Linked DNA regions of Homo sapiens: region 2 is linked to region 1. The links are chromatin loops, found by intact Hi-C in ENCODE. Cell type or tissue: heart right ventricle. All regions are shown on one strand. Each heading gives the region's core, and the rest is flanking DNA. Links, peaks and the distances in the headings are about the cores only. Region 1 overlaps MAP1B (microtubule associated protein 1B). Region 2 overlaps MRPS27 (mitochondrial ribosomal protein S27).

Region 1 (5,385 bases), core at 156-5,155:
TTTCTCCCCAACACTCTAAAAAACTGTTTAAAAGACCCAAGCGTAACACTTCATGTGTCAGAAGTTCTTTATCCAGCAGCATCAGCTGTGAGAAATTCAGCGTGGGCCTGGCATGGTGGCTCATGCCTGTAATCCTAGTACTTTTGGGAAGCTGAGGTGGGGGGATCGCTTGAGGCTAGGAGTTCAAGACCGGCCTGGGAAACATAGCAAGACCTCGTCTCTACAAAAAAATTAAAAAATTAGCTGGGCGTGATGGTGGACACCTGTGGTCCTAGCTACTTTGTAGGCTAAGGAGGGAGGATCTCTTGAGCCCAGGAGTTCAAGGCTGCAGTGAGCCATGATCGCATCCCTGCACCATCCTGTCTCTGAAAAGAAAACTTAAAATTTAGCTTTGAATTCAGTAAAAAAACATTAAAAGGTAGAGCGAGGGAAAGCCTCTGAGCAGGCAAAATAGATACCACTAAGTCAAAGCACTTACAGCTCAAAGACTTTATACGACGGAAGACTCCTTAGGGAAGATTCGGGATCAAGTCTCTCTCTCTCTTTTTCTTCTTTAGAGAGGAGGTCTAACAAGCTTAGTGACTAGATTTTCCAATCCACAGCAGATTCAGAACAACAACATAGAAGGAAGGTGTACTAGATTGAACAGTATTCCCCACAAATGTCCACGTGGAAACCTCAGAATGTGACCTCATTTGGAAAAAGGGTCTTTATAGAAGTCATTAGTTAAAATGAGGTCACACTGGATTAGGGTGGGAATCTTATTCAATGACTGAATAAGAAGAGAAAACACAGAGACAAACAGGGAGAACACGCCACGTGACACTGGAGGTAGATAATGGAATGATACATCTACAAGCCAAGTACGCCAAGTATTGAGCCTAGGAGTTCAAGACCTACCTAGGCAACAAAACAAGACCTTGTCTTTACAAAAAAAATAAATAAATTAGCTGGGCATGATGGTGCACACCTGTGGTTCTAGCTACTTGGGAGGCTAAGGAGGGAGGATGGCAGAAATCACTAGAAATGAGGAGAAAGGTATGGAACAGATTCTCCCTCAGTACCCCCAGAAGGAACCAGCCTTCGGCCTCTTGGAATGTGAGACAATACATTTCTGTTACTTACGCCACCCAGTTGATGATACTTTGTTATGGCAGCCCTGGGGAACTAACATAGAAGAGTACTTAGAAACAAGCACACTGAAGGTAGTTTAGAAAAAAACTACTGGCAGTGTGATATCGAGGGAGGATACCAAGACAGATATGTTTTTTAAAAGACATATGAATTAAAAAACCAGAGCTGGCATCATTCTGTCTGGTGGCAAACCGATACGTCCTCTCCAAGAAGACACTGCAAATATAAAGACATAATTCAATTGTGGATGACGTTCATAATGATGACCTTGAATTGGTTTTTAAAAGGCTGGATTCTGTTGAGGGTACTTAAACAAGGCCTCACTGTACTGCCTCACCCCATAGCCCTAAAAAGGAAATGTATTTGTTTGCCACTTGGATTGCACTAAATATTATCTTTTCTATTTGGCATCTCAACACGGCAGTGTATTCTTTTGTTACTAAATTATTGGGACTAACATTTCACATTTTCTTCTCTGGGAATCCTGATAAAATTATACAGCTTCTCTATGATACGTGCAAAGATGTTTCTACACTTAGTTGGTATTTGTCTTTCTATAGCAACTGCACACACTCACGCACACACTCACACACACACAAGAGAACACAACAGAAGAATCTATGATTAGAACTCCAGCATATGGACACCTATGCAATCAGACTTTTCACTATGGATTTCACACAACAACTAGAAAATCTTATTTTTGGAGAATGAACTATGAAGCTGGGCCAAGAATGATTATATCTTGACTTCAAATCACTTAAAAACTCTATGCCTCAATGCCACCCCTCATCTATTAAGAAATAGAATAAAAAACACAGTCGAAAATGTTTACGCACTACGGCCTATATAAAAATGACCCATAACAGTTCTGCTCCACTCTATTATTTAGCCCCATACCATGTGCTAGAGTCAATTTACTTTTTTTTTTTTTAATTGAAACTTATGCTGGAGAATTTTTCTTGTTCTACTTGGGGAGCACTTTTTTTCCTGAAAAAAAATCCCTTTTTTCTTTTATTTCATGTCTCCTTACTTAGGCCCAAATCTCCTTAAATCATCTTTTAAAATGAGAAGTATATAACTTTATGTAAATATATTTTAAATTGTCTTTTTAAGGTTTAACTTTACATTTGTTTCCACATAATTATTCCTCAGCGAGCTCCGGTCTCCTGGCTTAGAAACGCCTAGGTACAGTTTCCCCATCTCTTTCCTGGTGATCAAGGAGGTTTCAGGTCTTCACTGTGTTAAACCACATAGCGGAATTTTGCAGACTACCTGCCCCTCCTCCTTGCCTGATGAAATGAGGTGGATGTAGAAACACAGTCCCCCTCCACAGGCAGAGCAGATCCCATAGCACAATCCAGTCTGCACAATAAGCGACCGCCCAGGACTCCATCTCACAGGAAGATCTTAAATCACTCCCTTCCACTCTGGCTTTGAATGTGCTCCAATTCGCCTTCCACTCCCAGCCACCTTGGGGGAAGTAGGAAGAGTGAGGGTCACAGGGTGGGCACCAAGCCCAGATGGGGAGGGACACCAAACTGTCACTGGGTGGGGTTCCACAGGTCTCTTTTGCTTTTGCCTTGTCAGCATATTAGGATTTGGGGCTGGGGACTGCATTCCAGAAATAATAAAAACCACCCATTTGGAGAAACACGTGGCAGGGCTTTATAGCCTCTGGGCCTCTCTGCAGTGCTGTGCTGGGAGAAACAGGCAGACAGTGAGAGTTCCTTGCTCCAAGATGCAGGGAAGGTCAGCCAGAACCAGTGGAATGGGATTTGCTGTCGTCCCCAGTGTAATCCAGAATTAGGGTGGAAACGTTTGAAGGAGTATTTTCTCTATCTTTTTTAACCAAGCCTGTAAGTAATATGATATCACTGCCTTAGGCTTTTTTTTCTTTTTTTAAACCATGATCCTCTTGCAAACCAAACATACAATCGTCTCAGAACCTCTCCATATAAGGAATTTCCAGACAGACTGATTCTATGCAATATTTCTTGGGCTTAATGGAGAAAGTCATTCTAGGGCATTGTCCAGCTTTCTGAGTCATGCCATCAGGGTACTGAGAGGCTGGCTCACCCAGGACAAGGCCTGGCCTTTCTGAGCCTCAGGAAAGCCATGAGTGAGAAAGGTCACTCCGAGGCTACTGATCCCTAAGCAATGCATTTATGATTTCAAGAGACCCATTCAGTCCAGAGACAGGGCTGGTCTGACTATACAATACCCAGCATGAAGGCTCTGAATTCAGGACTTTCCATGTCTTTTCTAACGTGCATCAAAGGCCATTAAAAACCTGCTGAAGAAATTAAAGACTTGTAGCTACTATTAAGCTCCAACCACTTAAATCCTGCACTGGTGACCACTGGTCAGCCCCACCAGCCATGCTCAGATGTGTGTCACGGCACCAGTGTCTCTGCAGAGCAAAGGCAAAAGGGAGGGGAAGAGAGGAGAAATGGGAGGAAAGAAAGAAAGAAGCTGGAGGGCAGGAGAGGAGTAAAGCGTGGACATGTACCCCAGGAGGTAAAAGAGTTTGAGGTGGGAGTGAAACTCTGGGTGCAGGGAACGGTACCCTATACTGGCCTGGTCAATGCTCCAGAAGACACAGACACCAAAAAAAGCAGATGGAGTCGTGTGAACGTGGGAGGCTGGTGGGTATCCATGGGCAATGAGTGGTCTGGAAGCTGTAGAAGAGGAGAATGGTGCACCCCCAACCCCAAAAGGTTTCTGTCTAGAATGGTTTTATTGGGCGGTGATCCTTTGATTCATAACGACTCATACCCTGAGATGGGGATTCAGACAAAAAAAGAAAAATCCAAGATGGACGCTAGAAATAATACCAGGTCCACTTTGATCTTGGCCCTTTTATTTTTTCATGTTGCCTAAAGTTGGTGATTTCATTCATCTGCATAGGTGTAATAGGATTGCTTCGATAATCACAGTTTTACCTCTTTCAGATGCATTCTTCTTGCTGGAAAACACTGGATATGTGTAAATCTCCTCTTTTAACATGTTCCTCCCACGTTATTTTTGTCCCAGTTTCTGTCACAATTAACTTAATAAAGAAAGGATCTATTTTCCTTTCCCATGTTGCTGAAAATAAATTTATGAGTGATACTTAATAGTTGTCAGGACATGCAGCTGTTTTTCTCTCCCTTATGCGCACCTCTTCAAAAACCTCTATACCAGTGTTCTTCAAATGAAGGCTGCAATACTTTACTGTAGCATGAAATGGTCAAAGCCAGTGTTTCTTAATAGTATAGAATAAAACAGACTAGAAAATGTCATAATGCATTGCAGATAATAAGGATAGGCATTGTTTTGTTAAACTTTTGTTTCAATTTTAGATGTATGCATGGATCAGCCTGTATTTTCTATACCATGGTTAAGGTAAAAGAAGTTTGTAGGACAGGTCCTGTGGCTCTTGCCTATAATCCCAGCACTTTGGGAGGCTGAGGAGGGCAGATTGCTTGAGCCCAGGAGTTCAAGACCAGCCTGGGCAACATGGGAAAACCTCGTCTCTACAAAAAATACAAAAATTAGCTGGGCATGGTGGCATGCACCTGTAGTCCTAGCTACTTGGGAGGCTGAGGCAGGAGGACTGTTTGAGCCTCTGGAGGCGGAGGTTGCAGTGAGCTGAGACCGCGCCACTGCACTCCAGCCTGGGTGACAGAACAAGACCCTGTCTCAAAAAAAAAAAAAGTTTGTAATACATCCTTATACAATATATGTCTGAATATGTTTGTCTTTAAGGTTAAAAACTAAAGTCCTCTGAACTGGGCTTTTCTTATGTATCAGGTGTACAGGATAAAGATCTGCTGCCTCTAAAGTCTCAATTTTAAAACCATCTCTACCACAGATGGGATGAAATTTAGTCTGATGGTAATTTCAAACTTAGATTTTTATGTAAGAAAAAAATACATTGTTAAACTATATACGAGGTTTCCTCATATTCAGGGACAGATCTCTGCTTTCATTTTATAACCTCCACAAGAGAATCAAACTGCCTTTCTTACCCTCAACTGTGGTCCTTTCCAATAACTTATGTCACGGCAACTTATTATTAAAAAACGACTGAACCAAGATGACTTCGGACACCTCTGATCCAAGGGTTGGCCCAAAAGGAGCCTCAATCTGCTTCAGCATTGGCCAGACACCCCGGAGACTTACATCTTACCTTGCAGGGCTAGAAAGTGCATCAGAATGCCAAACTCCAAAAATGAATAACGATCCAGCCCTGGAAGAAAACTCTCA
Region 2 (5,385 bases), core at 80-5,079, 140 kb before region 1:
CAGATGACCTCTGAAGTCCTGCCAACTTCCGGAATCTGAAATTGCAACCTGGATAGACTAAGTGAGTCCCTTGGAGCCATGTGACAAGTCCAAGCTCCAGCTGTGGATGAGGCCTGACTTCAAGTTCAGAAGCTCATCAGCTAGCCCAGTGTATCTCTTTGTGTCAGTTTTTTTTCCTAAGCAGTTTCAGTAATATACCAAAAGATACAGACTCAATGAACATTTTGAAACCTCCTAACAGTGTGACATAGAATTAATTAAACCTAGAAAAAAATTAACATAAAAAGAAATTCAACAATGAAAATGTATTATCTTGTGGGGGAGGTACTAAAAAGACCCTGAAGGAGTCAGGATGGGAAGAAAGAGGTGACTGGGGTCTTAGGACCAGTTTAGTCCCCACTTTGATCTGTAGCTTTGAACTAGTTAGTGAACTCTCTGGACATCAGCTTTCTAGATGAGCAGATCATCTTGGATGCCTCCCAAGGCACTTCCCATAGCTAAAACATAATGTTTCTTAATGTCACTGATAAGATTTTATCACCAGATGCCTCAGACTTTGAAAGCATGTAGCTCTGGCTTTTTGTTTAGTTTCTCACGCAGAATTTTATTCACTTTAAAATTGAAGTTCCAGCCGCCTTAACTATGAATATCAAGAGAAAAACTAATAGATGTAAAAGTAAACAACAGAAAGGGTAGAAGATCTCTTATTCTCTTCTGGATTTAGGTGACAGACTTCATTTACTATCTTGTTTGTGAATATATTTAGTAAATTTTGTGGTATGAGAAGTTGGGTATCCACTCTTATTTATCCTCTAGGTAACTAATTTTTATACATATGTACTTGCCTTTTTCCTGCAAGGCCCACAAACCACATGTTTTTGATGCCTTGTATATACATGAGATTTAAAAGGAGAAGGCTAAAGTAAATCTGTTCTAATAGCTACAGAACCATTTGTAAATTAAACCTTAAACTCCTAAAATTTCACATAAGAATATGTATCCAAGTTCTTTTTTTTCTACAGTATAAACCCCTTTTATTGAAAAATATTTCTCCTGCCTATTTTTATAATTGTAAAGTCAAATTAAGGTACCAGGAATTATAGCTACAGGGCAATGAGAAAGGCATAACTAAAATATAGTTTTATATTTATTATATAAACCCTACTTCAGTAGGGTTTTAAGTGTAACGCAGTTTGATTTGAAAATAATTAAGAGATCGTTTCAGAAACTGGTATAATATTTAAGGGAGAGCTGAGTAGATAAACAGAAGCTTCAAGGAGAGATTTATGGGAACAGAAGTTTCAGTTGATTGCATCATGGTTTTTGAGGCCAAAGGCAAATAAATTCCTGAGTATTTCCAGATGCTGTGTGTCTAGGCAAGAGGACATCTGAGGAGCTAGAAGTATTTGATGTGAATTCTGTTTAGTGGTCTAGGCTGCTTTCATTTTCATGATAGATTTCCAGGTATGTTTGTTTTGAACAGGCAGATTTTACATTTTGAGGTCTATTCTGTTTTTTTAATAGCAATGCTGATTTTAAGACAAATAGTATCACCATTTTATACCTAGTAATAGGCAAAGCTGGGACTTAAAACTAGGTCTTCCAACACCAGATCATTACAGCACATGAACAGTGTATTCATTATGCACTGGCTGTTACATAGTTCAGTGATGGACACTACCAAGAGGTGAAACTCAATCATTAGTCTTCATTGGTAAAAATCTTGGCAGAGTTTTGATAAGTCAAACACTGAAATTATGTGTTCAAGTGAGAACTTTGTGCATCTCATACGTATAGATTAGTATAGTCCTCCATTTGCTGAATAATAGCAGGTAATAACAGACTTACACACTTACACAGTGCTTTCAGACTCCAGTTGGAATGGACTACTGTTCTCTGAATGTGCCTTCTACTTTCATATCTTGCCTATGCTCTTCCCTCCCCACTGTCTCTTTCTAACAGAATACAGCCTGTGTTTTAAGGCCTGTCCCAAATTCTGCTACACTCATAAACTTACCCTGATTTTCACGGTTGAATGTGATCTCTCTGACCCATCTATAAAATTTTGTTTTACCTATTCAGGGGTGCTTACTTATTTTGTTTTGTCTTCTGTCAAAAATATTTCTTTCTTTCTCTTTACCTGAGACACAGTATAGTATAGTAGACAAGAGTATGGACTTGAGCCAGAGTGCCTGGATTTGAATGTCGAATGTGCCATCCATTTCCTCCCTCATAAAATGAGTGTTAAAATAGTGCCTGTGCTTTAGGGTATTTATGAGACTCCAAGAAATTGATAACGTTATAATGCCCTTAGAACAGTCTTGGGACAAAGAAGGTCAGTGCTCAATAAAATTTAGCTTTAATGTTGACTATACTAGATTGTAACATCGGGAGAAGCAAGGAGTATTTATTTCCCATACTTCTCTCTTATGGGAAAATGTATTTGATTTCTGGTTTAGGTTTCCCTAACCATCCGCACCACCCCTGCCCCAAGGGCATCAAGGTGTAAGGGCCATCAAGGCTCAGGAATGTGGAGAAGTAGATGCTTAGGAACACTAGTAGTTCAACACACATTTAGAAAGGATATCACATTTTGGGGGAAGCTTCCTGACCCTAAAAGACAGCAAATCAAATCTGTCATACGTGTACCCGTATTGCTAAGCTTACAGCCACAAACCAGAAGGGGGCAACAGATCTGCTTACTATCTGTGAAGAAGGGAGAAGAAGCCTCAAGAAAATGATTCCCAGTTAGGAAAAAACTGCACCATAACTGATCTCTGATAAGATGTTATTGAATCAATAATCAAAATACAGATTAGACACAAAAAGAGAGGTCTGTTCTGTGGGCTGGGAGCATGTAAGCAATTGAAATAGAAATTGTGGAACTGCTTCCAGAGATTTTAGTTTTGATATCTGGCATGCACAAGAGCAGCTCAGAATGGCTAAAGTTGTTTAATGTTGTCAGCATTCCCCACTTTTATTTTATTGGTTTTTTTAGAAGCTGTGCAAGAGTTTCTATTTGTAGAGCTGATTCTTATATAGAAAACTGGGCTGCTGTGCAGCCTTGCAGGTTAGAATGAAATATACATTTTTTTCATATTTTTAAAATCATTTCTTGTTTATGGAAAAAGTAATTACATATTCTTTTTTTAAAAAAAATACTTATAAAGGAAAAATCACTTGTTTTTAGTGTGTTTCTTGCCAGTCTTTTAAGTATATCTTTCCATTTTATTTGTTTTAAACTATTAAACAGTAAGTGTCACATTTCATCTATAAATTCAGTGCAATTCCAACCAAAATCTCAGCAGAAATTTTTGGGGAACCTGAGAAGATGACCCTGAAATTCAAGTGAAAGAATAAAACCAAGAATAGCTAAGACAGTTTTAAGAAGACTAACATAAAATGATTGGTCCACAAGATAGACAACAAGACTTATTAGAAAGCTACAAAAAATACAAATGAAGATAATGGCTTAGATGTAGACAAATAGACTAGTGGAGCAGAATAGAGAGAACCCAGAAATGTATCTACATATCTGGAAACCTGAGATATTTTTTACATCAAAGGGCGAAGAATGGATTAGTTAATAAATGCTACTTAGACAATCGATAATCTAACAATTATATGGGAAAATTCTTCATTCTTACTTCAAAATATATGAACATACTCACACACATTTTTTTTAGGTAGATTAAAAACCGAAATGGAAAAAGCAAAACTTTTAGAAGGAAATATAGGAGAATATTAATAGTAGTATAACACTGGGGACACTGAAGGATTTGTTTTTTTTTGAACAAGACACAAAAAACATAACAAAAGATTGATAAATTTTTTTGTTTTGTTTTATTACTAAGTGATAATTGTTTTTGGGGTTTTGTTTTTGTTTTATTTTGTTTTGTTTTGTTTTGTTGTCTTCCATGATTCAGAATGGTTTTTGTTGTTGTTGTTATTTAATGCTTGTTGTGTGTTTTTTAAGAGACAGGGTCTCGCTGTGTTGCTCAGGCTGGTCTCAAACTCCTGTCCTCAAGCAATCCTCCCATCTTCGCCTCCTAAATGGCTAGGATTATAGGCGTGAGCCACTGCACCTGCTCTGATAAGGTTTAATGCATTAAAATTTTAAAGTTCTATTCTACAAAAATTTTGTTACCACCAGTAACAAAATTAAAAGACCAGGGAAGATTTGCAATGCATGTAGCTAACAAAGATTAGTATCTAGATTATATCCATAGGCCAATAAGATAAGAATTTTAGAAAAGTGGATAGAGAATATGAACCAGCAGTTCACAGAATAAAAAACCATATTGGCAGTTAACATATTTAACATATGAATAGATGCTCACTCTCAATAATCAGATAAATTACAGATTAAAATGATACATTTTCACATTTATTAGATGCAAAAATAAGACTTCCATAATAATTGTGACAAAGAGGAGCAACAGGAAGTCTGATTCACTACTAGTGGGAGTTTAAAATTATATAGTCACCTTGAAGAGTAGTTTGGCAATATGAAGTAAAAGAGGATGGGCATGGTCATCTTCTACTCAGCCTTCTGCTCTGGGGTATATACCTTAAAGGAACTCTGGCTTGTATAAGGATTAAGTTATAAGACTGTTCATTTTAACATTGTTCATAATATGAAAAACTGGAAGCAACTTAAATATCCTCCAATAGAAAAAGAAGAAAAATGTGATAGACTTTTTTTTACAATGGAATACCATACAACAGTGAGAAAGAATAAGCCAAAGCTATCTATAGATGCATACATATCTATACACACATACACATATATATCAGGGTGATTATCTCAAAACATAATGAGTAAAAAAAAGGTGAAATATCGTACATATAATATGATACCATTTATGTAGTTTGAAAATATGCAAAGCAATATCATCACTTACATGGATACATGTTATAAAGTGAAGGGTATAAAAAACATGCCCAAAAATGGTAAACAACAAATTCAAGGTATTATCTACCTATGAAGAAGCAGGATGGGGTTGGAGTAGGATCCGGAAATATACATGAGGGAGCATCAACTGTATCTATAATGCTTTATTGGCTTAAAAAGAAAATCTCAAGTATGACAGACTTTAAATTTTTTTTTTTTTTTTTTTTTTGAGATGGAGAGTCGCTCTGTCACCCAGGCTGGAGTGCAGTGGCGCGATCTCGGCTCACTGCAATCTCCGCCTCCTGGGTTCACACCATTCTCCTGCCTCAGCCTCCCAAGTAGCTGGGACTAGAGGCGCTCGCCACCATGCCCAGCTAATTTTTTTGTATCTTTAGTAGAGACAGGGTTTCACCATGTTAGCCAGGATGGTCTCAATCTCCTGACCTCGTGATCCGCCCGCCTCGGCCTCCCAAAGTGCTGGGATTACAGGC

Evidence for each region. A loop is a pair of places that touch in the nucleus more often than their neighbours do. Peaks named below come from ENCODE experiments on the same cell type or tissue, not always from the same donor. Only the 100,000 strongest peaks of a DNase experiment are listed, where the experiment ranks them.
Region 2: a loop joins it to region 1, with 2.0 times the contacts of the local background. A loop is called at or near these places in 12 of 110 quality-filtered maps.

Annotation. Positions count from the first base shown.
Region 1 is chr5:72,139,415-72,144,799 of GRCh38, reverse strand. The region is part of intron 2 of MAP1B (microtubule associated protein 1B); the gene reads right to left. Among named protein-coding and RNA genes, the nearest start is that of MIR4803, 27 kb to the left of the region's middle. In heart right ventricle, for the core only: no CTCF peak of the experiment used is centred there; a DNase peak (open chromatin) is centred at 2,844; H3K27ac peaks cover 3,119 bases.
Region 2 is chr5:72,278,181-72,283,565 of GRCh38, reverse strand. The region is part of intron 4 of MRPS27 (mitochondrial ribosomal protein S27); the gene reads left to right. LOC107986422 (a long non-coding RNA gene) reads left to right here. Exons shown (of 2, transcript XR_001742742.2): 2 at 1-2,716. Among named protein-coding and RNA genes, the nearest start is that of MRPS27, 39 kb to the left of the region's middle. In heart right ventricle, for the core only: a CTCF peak has its summit at 2,677 (motif pointing right); no DNase peak of the experiment used is centred there; H3K27ac peaks cover 3,431 bases.